Linked DNA regions of Homo sapiens: region 2 is linked to region 1. A link is a loop called in an ENCODE intact Hi-C map of the cell type or tissue named here. Cell type or tissue: GM12878. All regions are shown on one strand. Each heading gives the region's core, and the rest is flanking DNA. Links, peaks and the distances in the headings are about the cores only.

Region 1 (8,327 bases), core at 82-8,081:
GTGGTGTGCTGGGAAATGCATAACAACTGGTTCTGGAGGTGGGGTGAGGTGGGAGGCTCTGAGTTGTAGCATTTTCAGGTGTCCAGGAAGTAAATATCCCCACCATGGCCAATTTCATCCTGTTTAAGTGATGTCACTGAACGTTGTCCCCAAGCTTTAGCATTCTGCTTTACATTCTCATTTTAATCCTCAAGCAACTCTGAATTAGTTGCTGTTATCCCAGACTTACAGGCAGGAAGCAGGCTCAGAGAAGTGAAGGTTTCCAACTTAGACGTGCCAGGCTGTGCACAGGTGGGGACCTCTGAGGGGCCTGCTCTGATCTGGGTTGGGGCTGCCCCAGGACCCTTGGAGGAGCCGCCACCAGAGCAATGGTAGGTGTTGGGCCAGAGGTTGTTTAGGTGGCGTTGGTGGTGAAGGCTTTTTCTGTGAGCTTGTTGGGTTGACGATTGTGACATGCTGCCGGGAGGGTGTTGGGTAGACACATGGTTGTGATGTGGCGATGGTGGGTTAGGGTACGGTAGTGTGCGTGATGTGCTGGCTGTCTCGGGATGCGGTGTTTGTGCTGGTGATGCAGCCAGTCTCCTGTCATGGTGTGTGGCACAATGGATTTATTTGGCTGAGGAGGCTGCATGGTGTTGCTGTGGTGTTTGCTGTTGTATTGCTTTGCTAGGGCTACTGTAATAAAGTACCATAGACTGGGTGACTTACACCAGAGAAATGGATTTTCTCACAATTCTGAAGGCCAGAAGTCTAAAAGCAAGGGGTGGGCAGTCAGCTTACTTTGAGGCCTCTCTCCTTGGCTTGTAGATGGGCATCTTTCCCCTGTGAGTTCACGTGGTCTTTGGTCTGTGTGTGCCTGTGTCCTGATCTCCTCTTATAAGGGCACCAGTCATATTAAATTAGGGCCTATTGTCGTGACCTAATTTTAACTTAGTTACCTCTTTAAAGAGCCTGGCTCCAAATACAGTCACATTTTGAGGTAGTGGGTTTAGGGCTTCATCATATGAATTTTAGGGCAATGCAACTCAGCCTCTAACAATTGTGTTTTCTGTAACTGCTGACTGGGTGGCGGTGGTGGTGATTCCTCGGTGGGGTTTGGTGTGACAGTGTTTGTGACCTTGTGAAGATATTTGTGTGTGTGTTTAGTATGATGGTATCCTATGCCAGTGGTTGTACTGTGAACATACCTGGTGCTTAAGGTAAAGGCGCTGGCTGTGGTGGCGTTGCAGGAGGTGTTTGGGGAGATGGTCTTTGTTGCAGATATTTTCTATTGGGGTATGATGCTTGGTGTTTGTGAGATATTGTTCTGCCCGTGTACCAGCTCTGCCCATGCTTAGAGTTTTTGGTTAACAGTGTTGGCTGGGCTGATGCTTTCAGTCTGTACCTTCTTGGTGTTTGGGGCAACCCCACAGGCTGCAGTTCAGGTTGTGAGGCAAGGACTGCTGTGGTCGTGTCTTGTGCAGCCAGATGAGAGCTACATGTCTCTTACTAATCCAAACAGCCTCCAGAGGAAACAAAGCTGTGCCTCCTGAAGCTTGATGGAAGCTGCTGCATGACCCCGGCCTCCTGCCGGCCTGTCTGCCATGTTTTGTGCAGCTGGTGCATGGGTGAGCCTGGCAGCTGACCCTCCTCAGCCAGTGCTGCCTACACAGGGGAAGACACCTGCGGCTCCTGCTCTGCCCCGTGGGCAGGAGTGGGGCAAGGCAGCGTCTACTCTTAGGTGTGTCTCAGCCTGGCCCCTGCCTGGCTGGTTGCTCTGTTCTAGCCTGGTCCCTCCCAGGTCCCTCCTCACAAAAGGCAGCTCCACCTTCACAGACAGGGGTCAGGAGGAGGACAGACAGATGGAAATCACATATCCAAATCAGTGTGTAGTTACGCACTGAGAATGTGAGGAGGCTAACAGACACGGTGATGGGAGGCAGAGCGGCCGCGGGAGGGACTGAGATGGGGCCGGCAGGGTGGCCATGTGCTGGAAATGGATGTGTGAGGTGAAGCGCTTGGAGGCGTGGGGGAGGCTCAGCTCCCATCCCTCTCAGATGGGAGCTGAGTGCAAACTTCAGGAGGGAACTGGCTGCCCAGCGTGTTGGTGACTCTCATGAGAACTGGGGACTGTGGGCGGGGCTCAGCCTGCCCCACCTCTGCTGCCAGGCACCCCACTGGCATTTCTCTGGAATGTTGGTGCTCTGTCCCCAGATGCATGGCAGCCTGTACCTGCCAGTCAGAAAGCAGGTGTCCAGTGGTGAGCCTCAGGGCTCCAGCCTGAGCCCTCCTGCTTTGGCCACTGTAGCACCAGTTAAGAGAGCAAAGAAGGTACTTGTCCTGGGTCCCCCTTTCAGCTCTGACCTGAATTCCCTTTGGGGAGAGGCCATGGTGACATGGGCATCAGAGCCCCAGCGGAAAGTCCAGGGGTGGCACCTTGCAGCAGCCATGAGGCAGAGAGCCTGTGGAGTCCCCTGTTCCCCCCTAGTGAGGGGACACCGTCGTAGAGAAGTTTACAGAATGGGTGTCGGGGCCTGAGTTAAAGTTAGTGTTGCTGCTACTGACTGTGTGCACTGGGCTCCGGTTTCCTCACCTGCACAGCAGGGCTAAAAATCTGGCATAGCCCTGGGTGCTGTGAGGTTGCCATGAGATGCTACAGGTAAGGCATATAGCATTTAGCAGTGAGCCGGGCATATAGCAGCGGATCAGTAGAGGTCTGCGGCGCTGGTAATCCTTCTGGCTTCTGGTCCCACGATGACCGGCCTGACCACAATAATCACATCCGAGCATTAGCGGGGATTGGGATGATCTCTAGGACTCCCAGCTTTGACATTCATTCATTTGTTCATTCATTCATCTAGCATGCAGGCCACACCTCTTAGGAGTTTGTCTCTATTTAGGGTGCCAGGGCTTTAGGGACCTGTAATGACTAGGTCCCTGCCCCATGTGTGACCTGGCAGCTGGGCAGGCCTGAACCTCACCCCCTCTCCCTCCTGCCTCTGGCCCTATACTGACTTGCAGAACTCCATTTGTAGCTGGATCCTCAGGCCTTCTCAGAAGATGACAGATTCTCCAGGATCCACTCATGGGAGTCATGGAGACCAGGCTGCTGCTTTGGGAGTTGAGAGCATTTTGTCTAGTGGTTGGGTTCTATCCCTACTCGCGCTTCCCAGGATCTAGATGGGCTCATCTGGGACTCAGTGGAGCAGCATGTCCCCACAGCCAGAGAGCCGGGCGAGCTGCAGCCACAGCAGGCAGGGGAAACTGGTTCCACAATTCCACCTAGAATTGCTTCCCCCTTCTCCCTTTGGTGGGCTGTGTTCATTGGCAGCTGAGGGTTGTGTAGGGGTGGAGTAGGGCAGCTCCCTACTGTGGAGGCCTCCTGCCAGCCCCACATGGCTGAACTATCACCTCCTACTCTGGGCGTTACTGTAGAAGCCATAACTACAGCCCAGTGGGGGCAGAGGCAGCTGAGAATGCACATTTTTCTGTGGATCTGGAGAGGGCAGGGCATAGTGGTAATAGGAGGTGATATGGAGCCTAGGTTCTTGTCCCCACTATCATCACGGCCTTGTGTAACCTTGGACAGCTTCCGTGGCCCTGCAGGTCTTCAACTTCTTTCCCTTCACAGAGGCTCAGTGATTCTTGCCCTGCCTGCCGCCCAGGTTGCTTGGAGGATGCAGTAGGGTGACGCATGTGGCCACAGGGATAAAGGTCGTGACTGAGATGGTGCAGGAGCTGAGATGCGCCTTTCAGCACCCATGGCAGACAGAACGAATTCAGTCTCCACACTCTTACCCCTGAGCTCCAAGAGGCCTCAGAATCCACTGCAAAACAAGGCTTCAGGTAGTCCTCCCAATTAATTGAAGCTGACACTTGAGATAAACATTTTCTGAGAGACCTAGAAAGGCATGCTGAGTCTGCAGCTAGGCATGCCTTGTGGTAGGGGCTTTGGCTAGTGATGCCCACACTCTTCCCTGTCCTAGGATGGGAGCCAGGAAGCACTCAGGGATCTGAGCTCTGGATTTTCTGATCAGATTCTGCCTTTGGATCTCCTTCTCCAATTCACCCCCTACCCCCTTCTCTTTCTCCACATGCAACAATAAAGGGAGTTGTGGCATTAGGTGCACTGGACTGTCTAAAGAAAGTAAATCAGATTGGATAGAAATAAGTCCTTCCATTTTCCTCTCCCTGACCTAACAAATTCTTATGACATAACCAAGCTGTCCAAAGCCAGTATTGCCCCCTAGTGGTTAGCATCAAGAATACATAGACTGCCCAACCCTCTTCCCCTCCACCTCCTTCTCTGCCATACCAAGATACCACCTCTTTTCCTCTGTCATTGTTACTAACTTTCTCTTCATACAAGTATGTTTCTTTTTGAACCCCTGTACATTCTATTCTAACTCTAATAGGTGTCATAGAAAAGGCAGCAGAGTGTAGGTGATGAAAGAACATTGGACTGGGAGTAGTAGGGGCTGAACCATAGCCTCACTTCTGTTGCTAGCTTGCAATGAGACCATGGGCAAATTCCTTTCCCTCTCTGGGCCTTGGTTTTCCTATCTGCACTACAAAAATTCTGCCTTATGCAGCGTTTCCCAAAAGAGGTTCCAAAGGTTTTTTTTATTTATTTATTTTTATTTTTTCAACTTCCAGCAGCACCCCAAAGCTTTTTAGGCTGGACAGTTTTGCATTGTGTAGGACTGCCCCAGGCACTCAGGACAGTTTGCATCCCAGATCTCCAAGTCAAATCATTGTGGTAGGTGGAACACCCACATGCTCCCTGGCAGTAATACTGCTGTGGTTGGCATTCGTTGAACTAGGGGATCTTGAGAGCATGTGTAGGTGGTTGCTGGTTTGATGAGAGTTGGGTGGGTCGTTGGTGTCAGCTGCAGCTAGGATGCAATGAAGACATCTGGGGCCCTGGGAATGACCCACCCAGAGGCCACCATTGTAGTGTAACGGAGGCACTGTGGCCTCAGCAGTTAGCCCCACATTCACATCCCCTCTCTGCCACTTGCTAGCTCTGGGGCTTCAGACAAGTTTGAGCAGGATTGTGTATGTGGTTCTCAGTTGACAATGGAAATGGCCCCGTAACCTTTTCCTGTTGGCAGCGGACAGGGAGAGGCTCTCCTGGCTTCCTGCACTCTGCACACACATGTGTGTACACACCCTTGCTCTTGCCCAGTTCCTGGTCCCGAGTCCTTCCCCACCCTCAGCCCAGCTCTTCCATTATTGTTAATGATCATGTCCTTGTGGGGAGCCCTTTCAGTTTGCAAGAAGGAGGTTATTCCCATTGTGCAGGTGCTGGGCCTGAGCCTCAGAAGGTAGTGTGGTTTCCCTTAAGCAGCAAGGCGAGGCTAGAATTCAGTCTGAATCTGTTCTTCTTCTTGTTTTTGCTGAGGCAGTTTTGTGGCTTTTTTCATCTACGATTTATCAAAAGCACTTAGTATATGCCCTGGCTTTAGAGTCATTTTCTCAATTTTCCCAAACACACATAGACCGACAAAGACCCCTGCTCACCACACATGCTCTGCCCACTTTACAGATGTGGAAACTTTAGAGGGAAGTCCAGAAACACATGCCACGGTTGCTGAGCTCTCTGTCTGCAGAACCTGTTCCCTTCCTCCCCCCACCACCCAAACTCTCCTACCTCCTTCCAAAAGCCACCACCCCCTGGGCCATTGGCAGCCCCTGCCCGGTTGTGAGGCCTGGCCTGAGTGGTGCTGACAATCAGGAGTGGGAGGGGGCCTGCCTGGCTCTGAGCTCAGGAGTGTGTTGGGAAATTCCGCCACCCTCCCACGCAGGCAGGGAAGAGTTAAGTGGCTGCCTTGTCCCTCATGGGTCCCAGAGGCCTCTTCACTCCTTTTACAGACTGGGTCTCCTAAGGAAACTGCCGGGCAGCCGGCCCCTCCCCCAGCATCCTCACATCTTGCCTTCTTTGGTCCTCTCTCCCCATGAGAACCACACCACCCAGGGCCTCTAGCTTCCCAAGATGGGGACACTTGGAAGTAGAGATTTAAAAACTGTCTTTGTAACACACACACACACACACACACACACACACACACACACACACAGTATCCGGCTGCTTGTATCCATGTAGCAGTGCCCCCCTCCCCCCCCACCACAGACACACACACAGAGTACCCGGCTGCTCATATCCATGTAGCATCACACACACACACACACACACACACACACACACACACACACAGTATCCGGCTGCTTGTATCCATGTAGCAGTGCCCCCCTTCCCCCCCCCACAGACACACACACAGAGTACCCGGCTGCTTATATCCATGTAGCAGCATCTCACACACACACACACACACACACACACACACACACACACACACACACAGAGTACCCAGCTGCTCACATTCCATGGAGCAGCAACACACACACACACACACAGAGTACCTGGCTGCTCGTATCCATGGAGCAGCATCAGCTGGGTCTCAGCAGGTGCTTTGTCTTGGAGGGGATGACAGAAGGGAGGCAGCCCCTGACCCAAGAGTGGTGAGGAGGCCTGGGTTCCTGGCAAGGCTTTAGTCTGTCTGTCTCTTACCCGCCAGTCTGCAACTCCGTGATGGGAGAAGAGGTCTGTGAGCTTCCCTGACTTAGCCTAGCCCTCCAGTGGCCAGAGAGACTCCAGAGGCAGGGAGAGGAGGCTCCAAGCAGAAGCGGGGCTCTTGGGCTCCCTGGGTTGGGGACCTTCAGGACTGTCTCATGGAGAGTACCTGCATCCCTGCCATCCCACCAGGTAGTGGCCACACAGTCCTCATGACCTCCCACAGCTGCTTGCGGCTGCCATTGGGCAGCTCTGATGGTCACAAGGGCTTCCTTAGAATAAATGAGCTGCAGTCTCAGCTCCCACCATAGCCTGGGCTTGGCGTCGTGGGCCCTCATAGAGCAAGGCTCACCCCTCCTGCAAGTCACAGCCCTTCACGCCCCTTCCTGCCCAAGCTCCCCTACCAGCACCCCAGGCCACAGGATCTGTCACTGCTTGGCTGTGGCTGGGTGACCACAGATAAAACCTGGCACTCATGGCCTCAGTTTCATTGTTTGAAAAAAGGAAAGTTTTATGGAGTGTGTGTAGTCATAAAACCATCCTCTTTTTTCCAGGATTCCAGAAAAAGAGATTATCCAGAAAGTTTTAGAAATATCTCACAGGGGAGATGACCCATGCCTAGCATCTGTGTTTGAGAGGGAGTTTCGTCACAGACCAGTGTCTAGGGAGCCCTAGAAAGCTGTTACTCCCAATAAGGCCTAGTTTTTGAATGTCACAAAAACTAGACTCCTCAGAAGGAGGAGACTCCTTGAGACAAAGTCCAGACTCCTCGGGACACCAAAGGCCCATCGTGATCTGACCCCAGCCAGACTCTGAATCTGAGTGCAGCCCATGGAAAGGAGTCCTGAATTTTGAGTCTGGTCTCTGCTACAGCCTGGCTGCACTGTCTCAGATTGCCAGGCCTCTCTGGCTTTGTCTTCCCACTGATAAGATGGGGATGAGGCTTGTTAGAGTTCAGTGGGGTGAGTGCATACACCATGCCTGGCACGATCTCAGTGCTGCTCAGTAACAAATACAATGGGCACTTTGCGTCTGGGGGAGGGGCTGCCTCTTCTGCCCTCAAGGCCAAGTTTTGAAACCCCCATCTTCACAAAGTGTTGCTGGACCACTTCAGGCACCACTGCAACATCCATGCCTTCAGGAGGTTTTTATTGAACATCTACTGTATAGCACACACTAAGGATACAACAGTGAAAAGACCAGCAGGCCACTGCATCCCTGGAGCTCTCTAGAGAGAGAGAAACAAGGAGACAAATCAGATAAAAAGCAACATGCTCTGGGAAGTCCAGGGAGGGAGGAAATAATGGGAGTCAGCTGGAGGGGGCAACAGGGAAGCCTGTTCCAGGAGTGACTTTTGAGACTACCTGGCAAAAAAGAGAATTTGAAAAGGTCTGGAGGGGTTCCAAGAGGAGGCCACAGGTGTGCTGGGGAGGAAGATGTGAGAGGCCTCCGGAGGTGGCAAGGTTAGGGCATGCCTGTGCCTTCCCACGACACTGTGTGCTGGGGTTGCCCAGGATGTATCCGGGATGCAGGGAGAGGCTTAGTGCTCCATGATTGAGAAAGGAGTAGATGGAGCCCCTTCCCAGCCCCTTCCCCTGGCCTTGGTCTGCACAAGATCTCTCCTGTTTGCTGGTGTCATTTTCATTTCCTAATACCCTCTGGCTGGCAGCAAGTGATTGACTGTGTCCTCAGCCCAAGATGCTGAAAGGAGGTCTGAGTGAAAGGGCTTTCCACCTAGGGGAGTGTAAGGAGAGAAAGCTGGGATGAATTCCTA
Region 2 (8,327 bases), core at 65-8,064, 110 kb before region 1:
GAAGGAAATAGCCTGATACCGGTAAGTAAGTGATTGGCTAAGGAAATTACGGTAAAATATACTAATGGAATACAATGTAATGTTATGCCAAAGGCAAAAACAAGGACCTTTTGTACAAACTCATGTGGCATGATCTCTAAGATATATTGCAAAGTGAGAAAAGCACTTTAGCATAGCAGGTTCCCCTCATGTAAAAAAGAGGGGAAAGAACGTCCATCCCTACTTGGTTTTCATATGCACAGACCAGGAGTCGGCAAGCTCCAGTTCACATGTCAAATCCAGTCTGCCACCTGTCTTGGTACAGCAGGGAGCTAAGAATGGTGCTTAGATTTTTAAGTAGTTGAAAAACTAAAGAAGAATAATATTTCATGACACTTGAAAATGATATGACATTCAAATTTCTGTGTCTATAAATAAAGTTTTATTGGCATACAGCCACATTCATTCATTTATATATTGTCTATGGCTGCCTTTGCAATACAATGGCAGAGTTAAGCAGTTGGGGCAGAGACCATTAGCCTGCAAAGCCTGAAGTATTTACGATCTGGCCCTTTACAGACAAAGTTTGCTGACTCCTGGCCTAGCCTAGCTGGAAGGAAATGCTGGAAACTGGTGACCTGGCTGGCTGCTCTGGGAGAGGAAGGGACAGCTGAGGGATGAGGTAAGAGGGAGACTTCTCACTGGATACCCTTTCAGACCTCTTCAAAAGATGTCAACAAAACTAAAGCTATATATTCCTGCATGTGAACATATTAGGATGTATACATGTAGAAAAATATTTCAACAGCTATCCATCAAATGGATAACAGACTACTTACTTTGAGGGAGGGGCCTGGCTGGGGAGAGGGGAGTTAAGTGGCTTCAGTAGTAAATGTATGATTGGAATAGTTTACAAGGAGAATCACTTAATGTATGATTTAATGCAATAAAAGTGCAATAAAAATAAAGAGTGCATTCATAAAACATGGCCCTCATTGCACTTTCTTGAATTGTGTGTTCCATGAGGTTCCATGAGGTAGGCTCTTCCTGGGGAGCCATGGTAGCTCCTGGCATGGAGCATGGCCCTCTGTAGGCCCTAAGCTGGTTGAATGAGTGCGAGGGCCGGGAGATGTGTGTGTGTGCCAAGAGTGAGGGAGTGAGGGAGCGTGCTCACAGGAATGCACAGTTCAGAATGGGCTGGGGTGCAGCGGGATGATCTAGGGTGAAGGGAGGGCCAGAGTGGCAGAGCAGGGACATAGTCCCTAGCGCCTCCTAGTCCAGGGCCATCAGCTCCCCAGGGTCGGCAGCCGCCGTGGTTGAGGAGTCGTAGTCTTTTAGCCTGTCCTCATTCCCCTACCCTCATAAAGTCTCTGATTTTCTTTTTCTCCTTTTACAGCCTCTCTTGAAGGACATTAGGGGAATCTAGCTAGGGGCTTGTGCAGCACCACCTGTGCCTGCTACTCCCTAGAACTGCCTTTTCAGCAAGCACCATCTGTGGTGTCACTGCTCTCTGTGGGGGAGGTGACTCCTGCCTGCTACCCAGTGCTGGAAGACTCCCCTTCCCAAGGACCAAGCCTGTGGGGGCTGCAGCAGAACTGAAAACGGATGTTCAGGCGCCCAAGAACAGCCTGGCTCCAGGGACCAATGGCAAGAGGGTGTCTCACACATGGGCAAATTGAGGATGCCTCAGTTTTGTTTGGCTTGTCCTCCATCTCTTCTCCCAGAAACAGGGCCCTTATTTTTATTTAGGGAACTCTTTATGCTCACTCCGTGTAATTTGGGTGGGGCTGAACCAACCCTGGATGCAAAATTGAACACAAGAAACAGATCTGGCCAATCAGAAAATTCCATTTTTCTGGTCACAGTGATTGGTTCAGAGATGGGCAAGTGGCCCAAAGTTAAGCCAATGAACGTCAGCCTCAAGATTTTTGCTGATGCTATCAGGAGAGAGGTGCTGTCTCTGGGCTGGGCTTGTTACCTGCAGAACTACACTTAGAGCTGCTGGTTGACTTTTGTCAATACATAGAGCAAGCCAGCCTGAGAACAAAGCTAAGATGGGCAGAAGTAGAGCTGAGAATTGGAGACTGGTTCCTGATGGCAGTGTTTACACCAGATTCATATCTACCCTTGGCCTTTTCAATTAAATAAACTCAAAATTCCCTCTTTTGCTTTGGCTGGTTTGTGTCGATAAGAGTCATTGAAAAGCAGTGTTAGCAGAGGGAAGCTTCCTGTCAGATTCTCTGAGCATTTCATGAAGATTTCATTTCCACCCACTCTGCGGTGCACTTACAACCCTCTGCTCCCAGCTGTCCAGGGGCAGTCTGCCTCTCTGGCTTGCTGGCTCTCAACACCTCTCTGAGTGAGATATCCGACCCCCTAGGTCTTCTCTCCTCCCCTTGGCAACCCACCCCTCTAAATTCCAGCCCCTGAGGATCCAAGCCCATGGCCTGGTGTTAACTCCCATCCCCTTTATGACTGTAATGTGTCCCAGACACAACAGTTGATGTTCTTTAAGCTTTGATGAGTACTTCCTATTTGCCAGACTCTGTGCCAGCCTCATTACATACATAATCTCATCGAATCTTCTCAATAATGCTGTTGGGTAGGTTTTATGATTATTATTCCCATTTTCAAGAATAGAAACCAGTGGCTTAGGGAGATGAAGTAACTGGCCTGAGACCAAACAGCTGAGTCACACACAGTGGGAGGCAGGGCTAGACAGAGTTGTAGGAGGGAACTAACCCCAGGGCCTGTGCCCCAATCGCCACACCAGTGCTTCTAACCCAAGTGAGCCCCAGGATCACCAGGGCACAGGAGCCCATTCCAGGGACCCACATCCCCTGAGTGAGGATGGGAAGGTCTGGGAATCTGCTTTGTTAAATACCCCAGGGGATACTGAAGCATGAGGTCCCCAGGACCTTACACTGACAGTAGCCACTGTCTCCCCCATTAAGGACTTTGGCGCTAGAAAGGAGTTTGGCATTGCCAGATCTATTATTGCAGGAGCTGAAGCTCTGCCCTAGCTCAGAAATGATGACAACGCTAGACAAACTTCTTTGCTGACACAGGGAAAGGAGAGATCAAGGGCATGTGGATAAGCAACTCATGCCTGGGAATAAAACAAAAATTTAAAGAATAACATCATTCCACTCTTCAGGGGGTGGGTTGTGAGTGTCTGGACTCTAAGAGGTAAGAGGTATAAGCCAGGGCCCAGGAGAAATTCAAATTCTATAGGCTTTCTTCATTTGTCCCTGAAAAGAAATGGCTCTCACAGCCCCATGAATGAAGTTCAAAGTTATTATTATTATTTTTTTAGACAGAGTCTCACTCTGTCACCCAGGCTGGAGTACAACGGTGCAATCTCAGCTCACTGCAACCGCCACCTCCCAGGTTCAAGCAATTCTCCTGCCTCATCCTCCCAAGTAGCTGGGACTGCAGGCACCTGTCACCACACCTAACTTTTTTTTTTGTATTTTTAGTAGAAACAGGGTTTCACCATGTTGGCCAGGCTGGTCTAAAACTCCTGACCTCAGGTGATCCACCTGCCTCAGCCTCCCAATGTGCTGGGATTACAGGCATGAGCCACCGCACCCTGCCAAGTTCAAAGTTCTTAACAAAGCTTTGCACCCAACATGAGCTGGTTGTGCTCTCTTGACACCTGGCTTTTAGGCATACCTCACCTTTCTGCCTGAAATGCTGTCTGTTTCCTTCCCCTCCTTTGCTTAACAAACTTCTGCTTATCCTTCAGATCCCAGCATTAATGGCCCTCCCTCTGGGAAGCCTCCTCCAATCACCAAATCTAGATTAGGTGTCCTTCCTCAGGGCTCCCTTACCTCCCTTAATATGTCTTGATTGTACCTCTCATATTGTATTTTATGTGTTTAATTCACCCTGCTATACTGTGAGGTTCCTGAAGGAAGGGCCGTGTCTATCGTGTTCTCTATTATATTCTCAGCACCAGACATATTATAACAATGAGTTAGTGAAAGCTTAATAAAACCAAAACAGAAAGCCCCAGGCAGTTACATGCAGTAATCATATTGACCACTAGATGGCACACGACTATGACGTCCCAATTGGGATGGGCTGGGAGAGGGGCGTGAAATTGATGAGCAGGTTGGTGGAAGGAGGCCGGGGGGCCTCTGATCTTCTCCAGACTGACAGCTGGAGACCTTCGTGATCCTTAAATTTGTATGTGTGGAAATCTTTGTTCAGGTAATTGCCTTACTCCAGAACCCCATTTCCATTAAGGGTTACGTCTTCATGCTACACATTAAACACTTTTTGATGTCTCTGAAGTTTCTTCTCTCGCTTACCAAAGAGGTGTTTTCTGTTATTAGTGTTGCTGTTGATTGCTTGAAATGGTTTTATAGATTGCTTTTTCTTATTACTCGTTAGGAATTAGGTGGAGTCTGTCACTTTTAGGCTCTGAGCCACCACTGAGTCTAATCTTCCACTCTTCAGTTGATCTGAAACTTCTGTTTTTTGGCTTAAGAACTAACACACACTTAGACTTGTCTTCCTCTTCCCTTTTATCACCAACACAAGTCGGCTTATTTTTCAACGAGTGTATCTTGTAGAAAGCCATTTTTTAAAAAAAATTATCCCTGGAGAATGTCAGGATAGGTGACAAGTGTTGACCTGTACCTGCTGGGCAGCAGGCTAGGCTTACAGACTGTTGTTATTCTTCCCAGCATACCAGCTTCCCAGGGCCATGATTTACATCTGGACCCAGCACAATGACTAATATATACCATGAACATTCTGGTTTGCTCACAAATAATTGAAACCAAACATTTAAATTAAACAATGCCAAGAATCTAAGGTAGCAAGCTGATGGCTAGCTAATTTCCTAGAAGCCCCAACAGTCCCACCTGTTATTTTTTTTTTTAACTTCTTAAATGCACAAATTTATTTTTTCTCAACAAACACACATCTTAATGCCTTTACAACTTTTATCTCCCCAAATATATCTTGCTTTTCTTTATACATGCTGTATACAGAGTTGTTTTCTTTATATTTAGTAGTTATTGCTTTTTTGTGCCCTTTTGGGTCCTGAATTTACACATCAGGCATAGAGCTTGGGACAGGAAAGAGCTGTGAAGCAAATTCCTGGAAGATCAAACCCCTTCCAGCATGGCCAGGTAGCACAGCTGAGCCAGGGATGATGGGGCCATATTGGGTTTGGCTCTGCCTTGCAGCTGGCAGTCCAAACACTGAGGACATGCATATATTTCTGCAGGCCTCACTATGGTCATCTGTCCAAACCCCAGAATCCAGAGACTCAAAACGAAATACAGTCATACAGTAAGATATGTGCAAGGTTTCAGGGAGCCCAGCAGCCAGACCTTACAGCTTTAGCTCAATTTAGACAAATCAAGCAAGTTTAAGAAATATTCCAGAAGTAGCAGTTTTATGACCTTAAAACATGTAATAGGCTGGGCACGGTGGCCCATGCCTGTAATCCCAGCACTTTGGGAGGCCAAGGTGGGCAGATCACTTGAGGTCAGGAGTTCGAGACCAGCCTAGCCAACATGGTGAAATCCTGTTTCTACTACAAACACAAAAATTAGCCAAGTATGGTGGCATACACCTGTAGTTTAGCTATTCGGAAGGCTGAGGCAGGAGAATCACTTGAACCTGGGAGACGGAAGTTGTGGTGAGCTGAGATCTCACCACTGCACTCCAGCCTGGGCAATGAGAGCAAAACTCCAGCTCAAAAACAAAAAACAAATTAAAAAAAAAAAAAAAAAAAAAAAAAAAAGTAATAGAGACAATGTAAACCTGTCTGTCAGTAGACCCAGGCAAAAACAATTATATTTAACTGACAATCCTGAAGCCTTTCCAATTTTCTTTTTCTTTCTTTTTTTTTTTTTTATTGATCATTCTTGGGTGTTTCTCGCAGAGGGGGATTTGGCAGGGTCACAGGACAATAGTGGAGGGAAGGTCAGCAGATAAGTGAACAAAGGTCTCTGGTTTTCCTAGGCAGAGGACCCTGCGGCCTTCCGCAGTGTTTGTGTCCCTGGGTACTTGAGATTAGGGAGTGGTGATGACTCTTAAGGAGCATGCTGCCTTCAAGCATCTGTTTAACAAAGCACATCTTGCACCACCCTTAATCCATTCAATCCTGAGTGGACACAGCACATGTTTCAGAGAGCACAGGGTTGGGGGTAAGGTCACAGATCAACAGGATCCCAAGGCAGAAGAATTTTTCTTAGTACAGAACAAAATGAAAAGTCTCCCATGTCTACCTCTTTCTACACAGACATGGCAACCATCCGATTTCTCAATCTTTTCCCCACCTTTCCCCCCTTTCTATTCCACATTGTCATCATGGCCCGTTCTCAATGAGCTGTTGAGTACATCTCCCAGACGGGGTGGTGGCCGGGCAGAGGGGCTCCTCACTTCCCAGTAGGGGCAGCCGGGCAGAGGCGCCCCTCACCTCCCGGACGGGGCGGCTGGCCGGGCGGGGGGCTGACCCCCCCCACCTCCCTCCCGGATGGGGTGGCTGGCCGGGCAGAGGGGCTCCTCTCTTCCCAGTAGGGGCGGCCAGGCAGAGGCGCCCCTCTCTTCCCAGTAGGGGAGGCCGGGCAGAGGCGCCCCTCACCTCCCGGATGGGGCGGCTGGCCGGGCGGGGGGCTACCCCCCCACCTCCCTCCTGGACGGGGCGGCTGGCCGGGCCAGGGGCTGACCCCCCACCTCCCTCCCGGACGGGGCGGCTGGCTGGGCAGAGGGGCTCCTCTCTTCCCAGTAGGGGCGGCCGGGCAGAGGCGCCCCTCACCTCCCGGATGGGGCGGCTGGCCGGGCGGGGGGCTGACCCCCCCACATCCTTCCTGGATGGGGCGGCTGGCCGGGCAGAGGGGCTCCTCACTTCCCAGTAGGGGCGGCCGGGCAGAGGCGCCCCTCACCTCCTGGACGGGGCGGCTGGCCGGGCGGGGGGCTGACCCCCCCACCTCCCTCCCAGACGGGGTGGCTGCCGGGCGGAGACACTCCTCACTTCCCAGACGGAGTGGCTGCCGGGCGGAGGGGCTCCTCACTTCTCAGACGGGGCGGTTGCCAGGCAGAGGGTCTCCTCACTTCTCAGACGGGGCGGCCGGGCAGAGACGCTCCTCACATCCCGGACGGGGCGACAGGGCAGAGGCGCTCCCCACATCTCAGACGATGGGTGGCCGGGCAGAGACGCTCCTCACTTCCTAGATGGGATGGCGGCCGGGCAGAGACGCTCCTCACTTTCCAGACTGGGCAGCCAGGCAGAGAGGCTCCTCACATCCCAGACGATGGGCGGCCAGGCAGAGACACTCCTCACTTCCCAGACGGGGTGGCGGCCGGGCAGAGGCTGCAATCTCGGCACTTTGTGGGGCCAAGGCAGGCGGCTGGGAGGTGGAGGTTGTAGCCAGCCGAGATCACGCCACTGCACTCCAGCTTGGGCACCATTGAGCACTGAGTGAACACGACTCTGTCTGCCATCCCGGCACCTCGGGAGGCCGAGGCTGGCGGATCACTCGCGGTTAGGAGCTGGAGACCAGCCCGGCCAACACGGCGAAACCCCGTCTCCACCAAAAAAATACGAAAACCAGTCAGGCGTGGCGGCGCGCGCCTGCAATCGCAGGCACTCGGCAGGCTGAGGCAGGAGAATCAGGCAGGGAGGTTGCAGTGAGCCAAGATGGCAGCAGTACAGTCCAGCTTTGGCTCGGCATCAGGGGGAGACCATGGAAAGAGAGGGAGAGGGAGACCGTGGGGAGAGGGAGAGGGAGAGGGAGAGGGAGAGCCCCACCTGTTATTATAATAATGATGTCATTTGGAGAATCATTTTCTGTGGAAGGTAATGAAAACCTCAATTTGGCAGAAATTCAGTAACTTAGAGCCTGTAAGAAGTTAGGAATTGGGTGTTGCCCTAATGGGGTTAATTCTTGATTACCCTATAGATGCTCACGTGGCTACATTAACCTCTCTGTGCCTTTGCTTTCTATCTTTCCAGTGGAGGCAGCAAGCCTGCCAGGGCTGGCCTGAGAAGGGGAATTTGAGCCTCCTCTTTGTACATATATTTGACTTGGCACTGGTTCCAGGCCAGTGTAGCCACCATAAGCAGTTACCAAGGCCTCTGGCAATCTTGCTTTGTCCGGCTCCCCAGCCGATGCCAGTCTCTGCCCATTACACCCTTCATATCTGAACAGTTTGGGAATTATTTAGAAACGGCCTTATTTGTAGTCCTATAATCCAGCCAATATGACAGCCATAAAGATTGCTTTGTCGTTCCTTGAGCTGTTGATTGAAGGGTGTGGAGGGAAACAGAAACTGGATTAGTCAAGGGCTTTGCCCCAAGGTTGCCCAAAGTGGTACACTGGTCG

The links. A loop is a pair of places that touch in the nucleus more often than their neighbours do. Peaks named below come from ENCODE experiments on the same cell type or tissue, not always from the same donor. Only the 100,000 strongest peaks of a DNase experiment are listed, where the experiment ranks them.
Region 2: a loop joins it to region 1, with 2.8 times the contacts of the local background. A loop is called at or near these places in 9 of 110 quality-filtered maps.

What each region holds. Positions count from the first base shown.
Region 1 is chr5:149,771,769-149,780,095 of GRCh38, forward strand. The region is part of intron 1 of PPARGC1B (PPARG coactivator 1 beta); the gene reads left to right. Among named protein-coding and RNA genes, the nearest start is that of MIR378A, 43 kb to the left of the region's middle. RefSeq lists enhancers at 1,102-1,941, 5,686-5,865. In GM12878, for the core only: a CTCF peak has its summit at 4,213 (motif pointing left); DNase peaks (open chromatin) are centred at 4,213, 4,478, 4,873 and 5,403; H3K27ac peaks cover 4,254 bases.
Region 2 is chr5:149,663,695-149,672,021 of GRCh38, forward strand. No RefSeq gene overlaps it. Among named protein-coding and RNA genes, the nearest start is that of PPARGC1B, 62 kb to the right of the region's middle. In GM12878, for the core only: a CTCF peak has its summit at 4,029 (motif pointing right); a DNase peak (open chromatin) is centred at 4,027.